Regions from separate parts of the Homo sapiens genome. Here all the other regions are linked to region 3. A link is a contact called in ENCODE Hi-C or POLR2A ChIA-PET data. All regions are on one chromosome and are shown on one strand. The core of a region is the stretch at or near the end of the contact, and the rest is flanking DNA. Distances in the headings are between cores, read along the strand shown.

Region 1 (3,127 bases), core at 427-2,926, 5.2 Mb before region 3:
TTCCTGACCCACAGAAACTGTGGAGTAATAAATGTTTACTGTTGTTTTAAGCTACTATGTTTTGGTATAACTTATGCAGTAGCAATAGATGAATAACATTATTTAATTCTTCAAACATTGACGATTCCTTCTTCAGGATGTCTTACAAGCACAGACCATGCTTAGAAATTCTTACAAAAATTCCCACAGAATCCAGACACTAAAATCTGACCCTTTTAATCTGGTTTCCAGCTGGTGTTAAATGACATTAACATACTGAATCTAGCTTTCAGTTAACCATCTAGTCATTTAGAAATAAAAAATCATCATGAACGACAGTAAAAAAAAAAAAAAGAAATGAGAACAAGAATTATTGGATGATGCACAGATATAGTTAGCATTTCTGTAAGTTATAGTCAGTGTTATCCCATTTTTAATTGACTGTTGAGCCATGAGTCAACTACACATTCAGGAATACTAGATAAAAGCTGTACGGGACGATCAGTAAAAGGGATTTAGGACTATAACTCACAGAAGCTCCACAGGGATAATCTGTTCCCATTAAACTGGGGAGAGGTTAAACACACACACACACCCCTCCAGATATATACTTCTTAACTATAGGGGGAGGAGTTAATTTCCAGTTAGTGCTTCAAAGTGCCAAATAATCATGCTATCTCTTCCCCGGGGTTCTGAAACAAGTAGGAAACAAATAGACCAAGAAGATTGGCGTTTATCAACTTAATTAACTAAGAAAAGCTAACTGGAAGCGCGCGTCTTGTTCTTGAGACTAAATTGGGCTTCCCTCTCCTGCCCTGATGCCTAGAAGGTTCGGACCAAGCCCAAGCAGGGCAGCCAGAAAGTTCACGTTTTTCTCCTTTCTGTCCCAGTGGATTTATCGCGGGGGGACAGAAGAAAGAAACAAGAAAGGCTCGAATGTCAAGTAGGCACTAAGAGTGAAGGGGAGAGAAGTACGGGGGACAGGGGACTCGCTAGCATATGTTTTGGGGATCTGAAACGCATCAAAATTAAATGCCCCGAAGCTCTACCCACTCAGAGCTCTGGTTATTAAAAGCCTGAAAACAAAGCAAAATAGAGCAAAACAACTAATTTCTATCCACTGGCCACACCGCAGAACTGCTGATACTGGCAACATGAAGACTAAAGCAAAAATAAAAACAAAGGAAAAGAGTGTTCGGGTCACGGTGTAGGTGAGGGTGCGAAATGAAGAACAGACCCTAATTCCAAGTCAGCTGGATGGACAGGCAAGCTCGTCAGCTGCTAGTAAACCGCCGCGGGCCCGCGGGCTCCGCACGAACCGACCAGACCCCAACACCGGGCAAGGGGCAGCCCCGGAGGCAAGCCGGGCCAGAACCACACCCTCCACGGAGCTGGCTCGTCCCCGGACCCGCCCACAGAGTCGCCCCGCCCAGGTCCGTGTGACTCCTGAGTCCCCAGTCCGGCCGGCCGCCCGCCCGCCAGTATACTTGGGGCGGGGGACGAGGGGGAACCTGCCCAGCAAAACGTCAACGCACCCCGCAGTTCCTACCTTACCAGCGCCGGCGGCAGTGGCAACTCCGGAGCCCCAAGCCAAAGGAGAGGGACCCCCGCCTCCCAACACACACACACACCCCGCCCCACCAACTGTATGCCTGCTGGGAAACGTAGTTCTGCGCCCGCATCCGCACTACCTACTCACCGCCCCACAGCGCTCGCTTAGATTTGCATTTACTTCCTCCGAGGCTTGAACTCCGGCCCCGCCCCCAGACTGCGCAGTGTATCCTGGGTGCTGTAGTCTTTGTTCGGTTTGGTGGTTGGCCGGTGGGCCGGAGACGCACCGTAGAAACCGAACCCTCTTACCCAATTGGACGCCGTCCCCAGTACGCTTCTGCGCAGTTTGTGGTGGCGTCGTAACGCCTCGGGGAAAGGGAAGCGGACGGGCATCTGGAATCGCTGCCTCTGGCTTTCTGTTTTCTACTAACAGGATTTGGTCACTGGTTCTTCATCTTTTGTCTGTTGCACGCATCCCGCCCTCCCCACTTGCTTCCCCACTCCTTGGATCCAGCCCTGTGGGCATTCACGTCAGTTCTCTGACCCCGCCGTGAGCCCCGCTCCGGGTCCCCGGGCGGGCTTGGCACGGAGGCGGTAACTATGGAGAATATGGCGGAGGAGGAGCTGCTGCCCCTGGAGAAGGAGGAGGTGGAGGTGGCCCAGGTCCAGGTCCCGACCCCGGCCCGGGACTCGGCTGGGGTCCCAGCTCCGGCCCCGGATTCGGCTCTGGACTCGGCTCCGACTCCGGCCTCGGCTCCAGCCCCAGCCCCTGCCCTGGCCCAGGCTCCGGCCCTGTCCCCGTCCCTAGCCTCTGCCCCTGAGGAGGCTAAAAGCAGTAAGTGCAGAAGGCCCAGATCTTTCTGCTGCAGAAGAGAGAAAGTGCGCCTTGCTGGGAAGTAGGGGAGGCCCTTCACCGGGATGGTTTTTATGGGGCAAGGCAGGTTTAGGAAAATGGTGGGGAGGAAAGAGGGGCCCGTGTAGCGGCTAAAGCAGGGTTACAGAATGGGAGACGGCATCTTCATAAGCCTCGAGGATGTCACGGTGAGGGATATGCGGAGAGCAGGAATGCTGCAGATAGAAGGAAATAATGAGGTTAAGGGCTTTTTCTTAAAAGGGAGTCTTTTTAAGGTACAAAAATAGGAAGTTACACATAATTTGGTAGTTTCCCGCAGTCCAGTCTGCCATGGTTAACTAAGTTCTTTCAAATGTGACATAGTAACCGAGGCAACCTGTTTACGGTAGTAGATCCTAGCTGCCAACATTTCTAAACCATTACTGTCAACTAGCTTTTCTGCTTCGACAGCCACAAGGAGATGAGTTTTTCTCATTTCAGTTTTCTTTTCCCCCGCTAGCAGCTTGCCTCCGAAAAGATTTTGAGGCTGAGTAGTAGTTTAGGAAAGAGTCGACTAAATTTACGGATGTTTTCCCCCATACATAAATACCAATTGAGTTTTGTACTCCATTCCATCAGAAATAGACTGTTGAGAATTAATGGCCCATATTATTGTGCTTCTGAATGTGCCTGCATGTTTTCTAAGTGGTGGTTTATTGGACCATATAGGAATTTAAAAGACTGATGAGTAACACTTTCTTAAGG
Region 2 (3,169 bases), core at 486-2,985, 8.2 Mb after region 3:
ATCCTAGGCCAGGAATAACCCTATTTCCTCACTCTACTCATGCCTTTGGCTCCTTTAGACAATAAAGTACACTTTGTGAGGATTCAAATCTTACTTCCATCACGGATTCCATCTCATGATATTTGGCTATCTTCTGAAGCCGAACTTAAAATTCAGATTGTTGTCTCCCTCTCCAGGGAGCAATCTCCCATTCAAACTTAGAAATTCTGATATTGCCATCTTTGGAAAAGCATGGTACAAAGAGATGTGCATATGCTCTGGAGCCAGACAGGCCTGAGTTTAAATCCCCACATGACCACCTGGACATGATCTTGGGCAAAAAAAAAAAAAAAAGTGGCTCTCGGGGCCTCAGTTTCCTCATCTGTAAAATGTATGCATGGCCACTCACCTGAATTTATGATGAGAATTCAAAGATTGCACATGCACATACACAGCACCCAACATAAGGCTTGGCACATAAAGCTTCCCCACAAATGTTAAGTTTTCTACCTTCCTCCTTCCCTACCTCCAGTACAATCTCACCTATACCAAACCCATTGTTGTACTTATCACGTTTCACTTCTGGAACATGTGCAGGGTTTACGTCTTAATGCTCTTATAGTTTAAGGACTGAGCAGTGCCTGAAACTTGGGGCGCACTCAACGACTATTTGAAAAACAAATTCATACACAAAGTCACACCTGCTGCAGGTTGCACAGGAATGCACAGTGACAGAAGAACATACTTTCAAGATGGGAAGTCACTCTTCAAGTAGGGTTATTAATCCAAGAATGAGCTGGGGTGGGAGGTCTATTATCTGAAAACCTTTAAAGAAATGTTTTTTTTTTTAGACAGGGTCTCACTCTGTCACCCAGGCTGGAGTGCAGTGGCGTGATCATGGCTCACTGCAGCCTCGACCTCCTGGGCTCAAGCGATCCTCCCGCCTAAGCCTCCCGAGTAGCTGGAAATACAGATGCGCGCCACCACGCCCGGCTAATTTTTTCATTTTTTGTAGAGACGAGGTCTCATGTTCCCCAGGCTGGTCTTTAACTCCAGGGCTCAAGCGATCCTCCCACCTCGGTCTCCCAAAGTGTTCGGATTACAGGTGTGAGCCACTGCGCCCGGCCTGAAAGAATATTCTAGTTTGTCTTTTAGCAGGAACAATGCAGGAAATGCTGAAATATGCGTCCAACTAGGGTCCTCCCGCCTGTCACTGTCCACCAAGTGCAAGATTCCTGTTACCAGTTCCCACCTTCCGGAGCACGTACGAAGGGCTACCAACCCGCGCTCCTCACCTTTTCCCTGGGCTTGATATATTTATGTAGCACCCCGCACAGTTCCAGGTAGGTTCCATACCACTCGAAAGCTTTCTTTCCTCGCTGCTGGAAGAACTTCTCCCAATAGTCAACGGAGCCAAACTCCCTGGAACTTTTAGGTAAGAGGTTCATGTTCCTACTGCCGAAGCTGCGTTTTCAAGACTCCCCTATTCCCTGTGAGATACCATTTGAGGAGCTTGCCCACCACACGCAGGCTCCGGGACACTGCAGTGGGAATTCTTTCCACGGAAAAACAGCCACATTGATTTGTTCCCCCACTCCAAACCCCAGGAATGACCCTTACACGACAAACGCACGCATGGACCACTGAATCTCACACACGCTTGCCCCCTCCTCCGCGCCTGCTGTTCCTTCCCCACGTGAAGAGCCCCTCACACTTTTCCCGAACTAGATTTCCGAGCCCATAACCATATCCGGGTGCGAAGCCTCGTGATTCGTCGGCCGGCCCAGCCCAACTCAGCTAGTCATTGGTCGCTGCTTTGCGTTTCTATCACCTCATTGGCTGCGACGTGCTTGCCTTTCTCCGGAGGCTCCGTCGCAGACACCTAAACGCTTTTTTGACCTGAGGCCGGCCGACCATTCACGGAACGGGGCGGGACCGCGGGCCGGAGTTGTGGCGGAAGAGGCCGGGCCTCTGTGAGAACTAGGTCACGTCCGGGTGAGGAGTGAGCGCGGCTGTGCTGTGGTTGGGCCCTCCCTCCAGGCGGGGCGGAGAGCGCGCTTGCTTCCTGGGCTCGGCCTCCGCTTTGTCTTGGAGCCGGCTTAATCACTGACTCCGATCGTGCGCCGCACAAGGGCGGAGCGCGGCAGGCGGGAGCGTACTGGTAGAGGAGGACGAAAAGAAAAACCTATACAGATAGGAGAGAAGTGAGGCAGGAAATGAGTAAAGCCAGTCCGTCGTAAAAACGCTGCACATTCTAACCTTGTCAGCTTCTGCGCACCAGCACCCCCCGCCTTATTTTGCCACCTCTGCACCAAAATATAGGATTCTGCTATCAAAAGTGTAATAACATGAAAACTCCCTCTTCCTTCTCTCCGCAAAGCACAGCATGCAAAACTAGCCTTTCATTTTGATAATTGGCCTCCTTGTGTTATTCTGACGTTATTTATAACTGCTTATTTTATGTGTTTGATAAACATACTGTACTTTCACATGCTCATGCTAATACCCTGAGGAAGCTTCTGTGAAGGGCACTTTTTTTTCAGACAGGGTCTGTCTCTGTCGCCCAGACTGGAGTGCAGTGGTGCAGTCATGGCTCACTGCAGTCTCCACTTTCCAGGGGTCAGGGGATCCTCCCACCTCAGCCTCCCAAGTAGCACGCCACTACCGCTGGCTAATTTTTTTTTTTTTTTTGTAGAAATGGGGTTTCGCCATGTTGTCCGGGCTGTTCTCAAACTCCTGAGCTCAAATGATCATCTCGCCTCACCCTACCAAAGTGCTGGGATGACTGGTGTGAGCCACTATGCTGGCAGGCACTATTTGAAAATGACCAAATATGTGTATCACTGGGCCTTTCATACCATGATAAATTGCAGGAGGAATATACTGATTGCGGAGAGCAGATAGGCTTGGAATTGAGCATGTGTGCTGTGGGCTGTTACATACTACACTACCACAGGTAGATAGCCAGGTAGACTGTTAATAGTTAAGTAGGTTAGATTGGACTTAAACATTGGTTTAAAAAAGTGATTCTCAAACTGGCATGCGTCAGAATCACCTGGAGGACTTGTTAAAACACAGAATTCCCCAGTCCAACCCCTGTTCTAAGTCATTAGTTCAGTGGTGAGGCCCAAGGATTTGTGTTTCTAACAAGTTCCCACGATGCTGATGATGTTGGTCCCGGAACCACACT
Region 3 (3,170 bases), core at 524-3,023:
AAGACTGACAATCAGAAGCAGAAGGAAAAAATCCAAAAACTTTATAATTCATAAATTGATTGCCCCACAGAAGGTTGGCTGTTTAAGTATTAACGCTCTTACATGACACACACACCAATTTATCTCAGAAAATCAAAGAAATATGTTCACATACGTATGAAATTTTTTACATATACAACTTGCCATCTCTACATACACAAAATTTTGCTACTGAGGATGAAGAGATACAGAGATACACATGTATTTATCCACATATACAATGTATTCTAGCTTGAAGTTTATTTTCAGATTACAGTATCTTAAATTTAATGCACTGACAGTTCAAATGATTCAGATTTATTTCATTACATTAAATAAAATTTGTCAATTTAGCACACCGAAACTAATTATTATACGCCCATGGCTTTGAAGCAACTTCCAGCATGGGTCTAACAATCCCTCAAAGTCACAATTCCATGTCATTAGCAGTGCATTTCCTTGTTTAAAAACAATATATTAAACGAAGAAATTTTCAGAATGGAGGGCAACTTTTAGTATTTTATCATTGTTTCTACAGAACTTTTCAGATTGTTACTAGCTCTGCCAAAGATAGTCTTTCTTTTAAAACTCTTCAAATACAGGGCAGGAGGTATCGTTAACATGGCAACAATAACGACTTCCCCAAATTCAAAACAAGGATCACCATCAAAACAAAACAATCAGGTGGAGTACATGGATATTGATCACTATTTCTGACAACCTGTTTTTTCCCATATGAAGGATTTGCTACTGCATTAAAACATTAAAATCTATGCCTATGTGCAACTTTCTATCTGAATATTTAAAATCCAGGCAAATTCCAATTCATATCTTGTGACATTAGCTAAATATTACTTAGCATGTTGAGCTGCATTTAAAAGGCAGAGGAAAATACTGACAACTTCCAAAACATAAAGCCTTTTAAATCTTTCCCCAAATTATCTGTGAATAAACTACCTTCAGCAGCCGCTAGACTAGAGTAGATCAAAGTTTTCCCTATACTTGAGAATGTGATCCCCACTGAAAAGGAACAGAAACTGATCATCCCTGCCACTGGAGCCAGTCCCCGGAATCTCCCCAAATACGCCTGATCGCCAGATGAAGAAGGGACACTTCTCCGGGCAGCAAAGGCTAGAGGTATCTTACCTCTGCAGGCTAGAGGAGGGGTGGAGGAGGCGGGAGGACACTGGCACGTAAGGAAGGAAATTCCGTCTTCAGCAGGCACTGGTGGGACCCGAAACCTAGGTCCCCGAAAAGCCTCAGAACCCAGGGAGGTTCCCCGAGGGGGACGCCAAGCAGGGCCAAGACTCTCCGCGCCCGGCCCCGCCTCTCTTGCCGCCACCGGGGACCCGGGACCGCGGACAGAGACAGTTGAGGCTGAGCGAGACTCCGCGGTCCCAGCCAGGTCCTACAGGAGCTCACCTGAGAGTGTCGCCTCCGCCCTCGGCTACCACGGTGCATCCCGCGGAGCCTGGCGGAGGGTGCAGTGACGCCGCCCCGACCGGCCCCAGGGCTGCCCGGCCTGGCCTCCCCGCTCCGGGGACGCACCGGGTGCCCTCCTCGCACCGGCTCCGGGGATCCGCCGGTCCGCTGGGAAGGAAGACAAGGCGGAAAGGCTGCCTCCCCTCCCTCAGGGCAAGCCACCCCCCGAGCTGCGGCTCCCTGCAGTTCTCTCTGGCGCAGGTCTGGCCCCGCTCCCCGGCCCGGGAGTCACTTCGTCAGGGGCGGCCCAGTCGCCATTACAGCCCAACAACTGACACGGAGGAGGAGCGGCGCCAGCGGCAGCGGCTGTGGCGGCGGCGCGAGGCAGGGCGGGAGCAGTCGGGCCCAGGCAAACCTCGCGAGAACTGTCCCGAGACAGTGCCACAGGCATGCCAACCTTCGGTTAGGGCCATGTTGAGTGTGGCCGAAAGGTGGGAGCGAAATAAAACAAGGAGCAGAACCGCGAAGAAGCCATGTTTGGTGCGTCGAAGTTTAAACTCGTAGGACTTGGGAGGAGCCAAGGTATATCCGCAGAAGAGACCACCCCTGCCCTTTCGCTTTGACGCTCATTGGGCCTTTTGGCTGCGCATTTCACCCCGGGCTGAGAAAACAAGCTGGGGATTCGACAAGAATGAACTCAAAGTCTGGAAACGGCAGCTTCTGAGAGTTTACAATGTTTCACCAACTGTCGTCCAAATAAGTCGTCACCCCTGTCAGAGTAGTTGCAGCTCTGCCGTTACCCACTGCTGTCACTGTGGCCGTTTTATTCGCGAGGGTTACAGTTCTGTTTAGCATGCATCTAATGACTTAAGACTCCACGCAAGTAAAACGGAGTTTCCTCCCATTAAGTATTGGCTTTGCTTTAACAGTGCTTTGAGAGGCTCTCTGTGGCCAACATATCTTCTCATATCTTTGTCCTCGTTTCCCAATCTCCGCGTGGTGAAATCATCTATCAAGACTTGGCTTAAAGGACCTCTCTTCTGCAAATAATGCCATCTTCCGCTAGGTGCTCACTGCACACAGACTCGCCGCCCACCACTTCTGTCCACCTTCTGAACTCCGATAGTTATTTACCCAGAGACTGTTTCTCATCTTTAAGTGTCGTGAAGACTTTAAGATCTGTTTTATCTCTCTATACCCCAAAATGGCCTAGCACAGTAACTAGGACATTGTAGGTGCTCAATAAATGTTTGTCGAATATCAATGACAGCAGGAGGCAGTAAATGGTCCCTCTTTGTAGGGCCTACAGCTGTGCCTGAGTAGGATGTACAGAAGTCCTGCATACGTGTGAAGTGTCTCCAGGAAGCTGCACTGGAGGGGACAGGAAATGTGGGTAATCGTATGGTGCAAGTGGTAGCAAAAAAGACAACATAAGGAAAATGTTATTTAGGTTTTGCCCAGTCTTGCTGTTTAAAGCCCTGTGTTAGATGCTTTTCATGCGCTATTTTACTGAATGTAAACAACCACCTTATTAAATATACTCACTTTTTTAAAACGAAGAAACACGTACTGGCCGGTCACAGTGGCTCACGCCTGTAATCTCAGCACTTTGCGGGGCCGAGGCGGGTGGATCACGAGGTCAGGAGTACAAGACCAGCCTGGCCAAGATGGTGAAACCCCGTCTCTACTAAAAATACAAAAATTAGCCGGGCGTGGTGGCGGGTGCCTGT
Region 4 (3,131 bases), core at 378-2,877, 5.4 Mb before region 3:
ATAAGTTATGCTATTATTCATAGAGAAGGTAATAAGTAAATTTGAAATTCCATACAAAGCAAAAATACAATGAGTGTGGGCACACTGTAGCTTTAAGAAAAGTGTTGACTGTTTCAGGTCACAAAGACACTATTTAGAGTATAGCAAGTGTGACCATGTGTCCAACAGGCCAGCAGTCATGTGTCTACGCAGAGTGGGCAATTCATACTCTCCCACTGGAAGGATGAAACCCATTGTATTAAAGAGCTTAAAAGTACGTACCCTGATAGTTTCATTTGTAAGAAAAGTAAACATTGCTGTCAGTTATTATCAGCAAGACAAAACAAGAGCACAGTGTCAAATGTCAGTCTTTTTCTCCTTAAGAAAGATATAAAAAATCACTCGAATAGACATCTTAGTTCTTGTTTCCTCCTACAATTAATTGTCCGGGGGCGGGGGGACGGGGTGCGGGCGGGGCGAGGGAGACATACAAGAAATCTGTGAGAAAAAAAGGGGCGGGGGAATAAGTCTCCTTGCCTCAAGATTTTAGAAAAAAAGTTGTAAACCTATTGCAGATGAAGGCTCCCACAATTTATTTTTCCTGCTTCTATAAGCATAAATAGTTAATGATAAAAATGGTAAGAGGCATTGACAAAGAGCTCCTAGAATGTCTACAAATTAAGGTGAGTGATCAAACACAAGGTTAGGCCTAGACAGCTTAAGTGTCCTCCACAAATCAGGATAAGCGTTAACAGGACATTAACCTGGAAGCCTTTACCAAACTCTAATTTGGATATAATTTTACCTCACTAAATCCCTCACCTTCAATCAAAACTCCTTTCCCACGTGCCCTTCAGAGTCCACGAAGTTGCTGCCAGATCCCAGCTTAAATCACGTTTCGCTTTCACAGATCTCCCTCCCGGGCAAGGTGGTGGGGTGGATAATGAAGTTTGGCACCTGGTATAAAGGGCCCCAGTAGGTTAGGATAGGAACTACCACTTCTCAGGTGTGTTTTCTTTTTCCGGAAGAGGGCAAGACCAGTAGAGAACTGACTCAGCGTCTCCGACACGAGGAGAGCTGCACGCAGACAAAACAGACCCGGGGGGTGAAAAGTGGAAGTAAACTGGTGTTTGTGGCACCACTGATTTACACCTTCTCTGACTTCTCCAATATTTTTTTCCCCAAGTGACTCAATCTTCTCACCCAAACCAGGCCAAATGAGGGGTTAGTTGTTCGACTTCTTCTCAGAGTGCCTCTCTTCTTCCTCACACTCTCCACGCCTCCTCTCCGCACCCGCCACTTCCCCCCCGACCCTTAAGTTAAGGGCTCATGCCCAACTAGATCCTAATGTCCACGACGAGCAGCTCCAGTCTAGGGGGGGTTGCCTAGAAGTAGGTCTGACGCCGAGCAATCTAATCTCCCACGTCTGATCTCTCAGGCTATTGTGCCTCGAGGGGAAGTCAGAACAGGTGAGGGCGGCTTGAGGGAACCAGTTCCGGGACAGGCAACGCACAGGGCGGCGAAAGTGAGGGTGCGGGGCAAGGAACGGAGGGAGGGACAAAGGCGCGATAAGAGGAACGAGGGCGCCCCCCGAGCGCCGCCTATCTCCTCAGGATCACCTTGCGCTGACCTAGTTACACCGAGAAGGAAGGAACCCCAGTAGACCAGGGAGGAAGGCGGGGCGGGATGTGGGCGGGGCCGCGGGTGGGGCGGGGCTTAGAGTGGGATCTTTATGGAGCTCGCCTGTGATTTGCAGATGGATTCGAGACGGAAGCGGGCTGGGAGGCGTCGGCGGCGGCAGCGCACGTGGTGACGTGCGAGGGGGTGCGGCGCGAGCGGTCGGCGGCGGCGGAGGCAGTGTCTCCCGGTCGCGCGTGGAGGTCGGTCGCTCAGAGCTGCTGGGCGCAGTTTCTCCGCCTGCTGCTTCGGCGCGGCTGTATCGGCGAGCGAGCGAGTTCCCGCGAGTTCTCGGTGGCGCTCCCCCTTCCTTTCAGTCTCCACGGACTGGCCCCTCGTCCTTCTACTTGACCGCTCCCGTCTTCCGCCGCCTTCTGGCGCTTTCCGTTGGGCCGATTCCCGCCCGCTTCCTCCTGCTTCCCATCGAAGCTCTAGAAATGAATGTTTCCATCTCTTCAGAGATGAACCAGGTAATACGCGCTGGTTCTACGAACGACAGATGAGGGAGACGGCGCGGCTAGAATCCGAGAAGAAGGGATGGCGCCGGCGGATGGGAAGAGGGTGGGAGGCGCGGAAGCGGTGTCCTCATCAGGGGAGGCAGCCCCAAGCGGCCGCCGCCGCCCTCTGGGACGTGAAGCCCGCGCCGCGCTGGGCCCGCGCTCCAGCGCTGCCATGGTTGCCAAGTTGCGTTGGCGGCCGAGAGCGGGCGCCGGTCGCCTCGGAGAGCGCGGAGGCTGGAGCCCCTTTGCTACACTGGCGCGGGTGAGGCAGGCTGGGAGGAACAAGAGTTTTTTGTTCGAAGGGTTTTGGGGGGCCTGGGTTAGGGCGCCGCGGGCGGGGATGACCCGCCGGAAGGAGGGCGCGGGACTCCCCGTTCTTGCTGTCAGGAACGGACGCCTCGCCTCGGGTTTGCCTGGGGTTTGGGATTCTCTTCTGGAAGAGCTCTCGAGACTCGGCTCGTGTGGGCGGGCAGCCAGCCCCGGGCCTGGAGTAGGGTGGCACGGAGTCCCCGATCGCCGTGGGCCGCGGGGTCCTTTGTTCCCGCTCCACGTTGCCCGCTTTTCTTGCCAAGCGCGGGGAGAAGGGGGCGGGAGGAGGGAGGGAGCGGCTGCCCTGACGTGTCGGTACTGAGTGACTGCGGGGCTGGCCAATCCGGGGCGGGGGTGTGCGGGTGCTGGGGGCCTCGCCTCGCAGCCTGCGGAGTGGGCGCCGGCCTGGCTGCGCGAGGAGGAAGGCCTGGGACGCTCTTTCTTTTTTATGAAAGAAATCAGTGGCAAGATTTGCTCTTTTTCCGTCCCTCCACGCTTTTGGTTAAGTGTCTCTGATTATAAGCTCTTGATGATAGGAAGGTATCAGGCTGAGGGTTGAACCTAGGGTAACTTGAACCACTACTTGAGAACTACATTTACTTTTTCCCCCAATAGGTAGTGGACATATCTATTGGTTTGAGACAGCTGACATTTCAAGGAGAAATC

Evidence for each region. A loop is a pair of places that touch in the nucleus more often than their neighbours do. ChIA-PET counts read pairs that join two places held with the same protein, here RNA polymerase II (POLR2A). Pooled maps may share reads with other maps.
Region 1: a map of B cell shows a loop between it and region 3 (9-fold over the local background). The contact joins the promoter of SWT1 here to the promoter of CEP350 in region 3. A Hi-C loop is called at or near these places in 3 of 168 maps with a recorded cell type or tissue (B cell, CD4-positive, alpha-beta memory T cell and naive thymus-derived CD4-positive, alpha-beta T cell), 1 of 37 single-sample maps with no recorded cell type and 9 of 50 pooled maps. POLR2A ChIA-PET finds 5 or more read pairs at or near these places in 1 of 52 experiments (CD8-positive, alpha-beta memory T cell).
Region 2: a pooled map shows a loop between it and region 3 (18-fold over the local background). The contact joins the promoter of METTL13 here to the promoter of CEP350 in region 3. A Hi-C loop is called at or near these places in 2 of 50 pooled maps.
Region 4: a map of B cell shows a loop between it and region 3 (14-fold over the local background). The contact joins the promoter of CBSLR here to the promoter of CEP350 in region 3. A Hi-C loop is called at or near these places in 1 of 168 maps with a recorded cell type or tissue (B cell), 1 of 37 single-sample maps with no recorded cell type and 8 of 50 pooled maps.

Annotation. Positions count from the first base shown.
Region 1 is chr1:185,155,716-185,158,842 of GRCh38, reverse strand. SWT1 (SWT1 RNA endoribonuclease homolog) reads right to left here and starts at 1,676. Exons shown (of 19, transcript NM_017673.7): 1 at 1,529-1,676. It overlaps TRMT1L (tRNA methyltransferase 1L), which reads left to right and starts at 1,890. Exons shown (of 15, transcript NM_030934.5): 1 at 1,890-2,365. The coding sequence starts at 2,131. RefSeq lists silencers at 1,284-1,403, 2,144-2,393 and enhancers at 1,944-2,053, 1,897-2,802.
Region 2 is chr1:171,780,226-171,783,394 of GRCh38, reverse strand. It overlaps METTL13 (methyltransferase 13, eEF1A N-terminus and K55), which reads right to left and starts at 1,735. Exons shown (of 8, transcript NM_015935.5): 1 at 1,275-1,735. The coding sequence starts at 1,427. RefSeq lists enhancers at 1,389-1,922, 1,752-2,046.
Region 3 is chr1:179,953,413-179,956,582 of GRCh38, reverse strand. CEP350 (centrosomal protein 350) reads right to left here and starts at 1,773. Exons shown (of 38, transcript NM_014810.5): 1 at 1,441-1,773. RefSeq lists a silencer at 1,339-1,788 and an enhancer at 1,576-2,077.
Region 4 is chr1:185,315,948-185,319,078 of GRCh38, reverse strand. It overlaps CBSLR (CBS mRNA stabilizing lncRNA), which reads right to left and starts at 1,627. Exons shown (of 4, transcript XR_007066771.1): 1 at 802-1,627. IVNS1ABP (influenza virus NS1A binding protein) reads left to right here and starts at 1,836. Exons shown (of 15, transcript NM_006469.5): 1 at 1,836-2,126. RefSeq lists enhancers at 818-897, 1,148-1,247, 1,897-2,510 and silencers at 1,578-1,887, 2,348-2,407.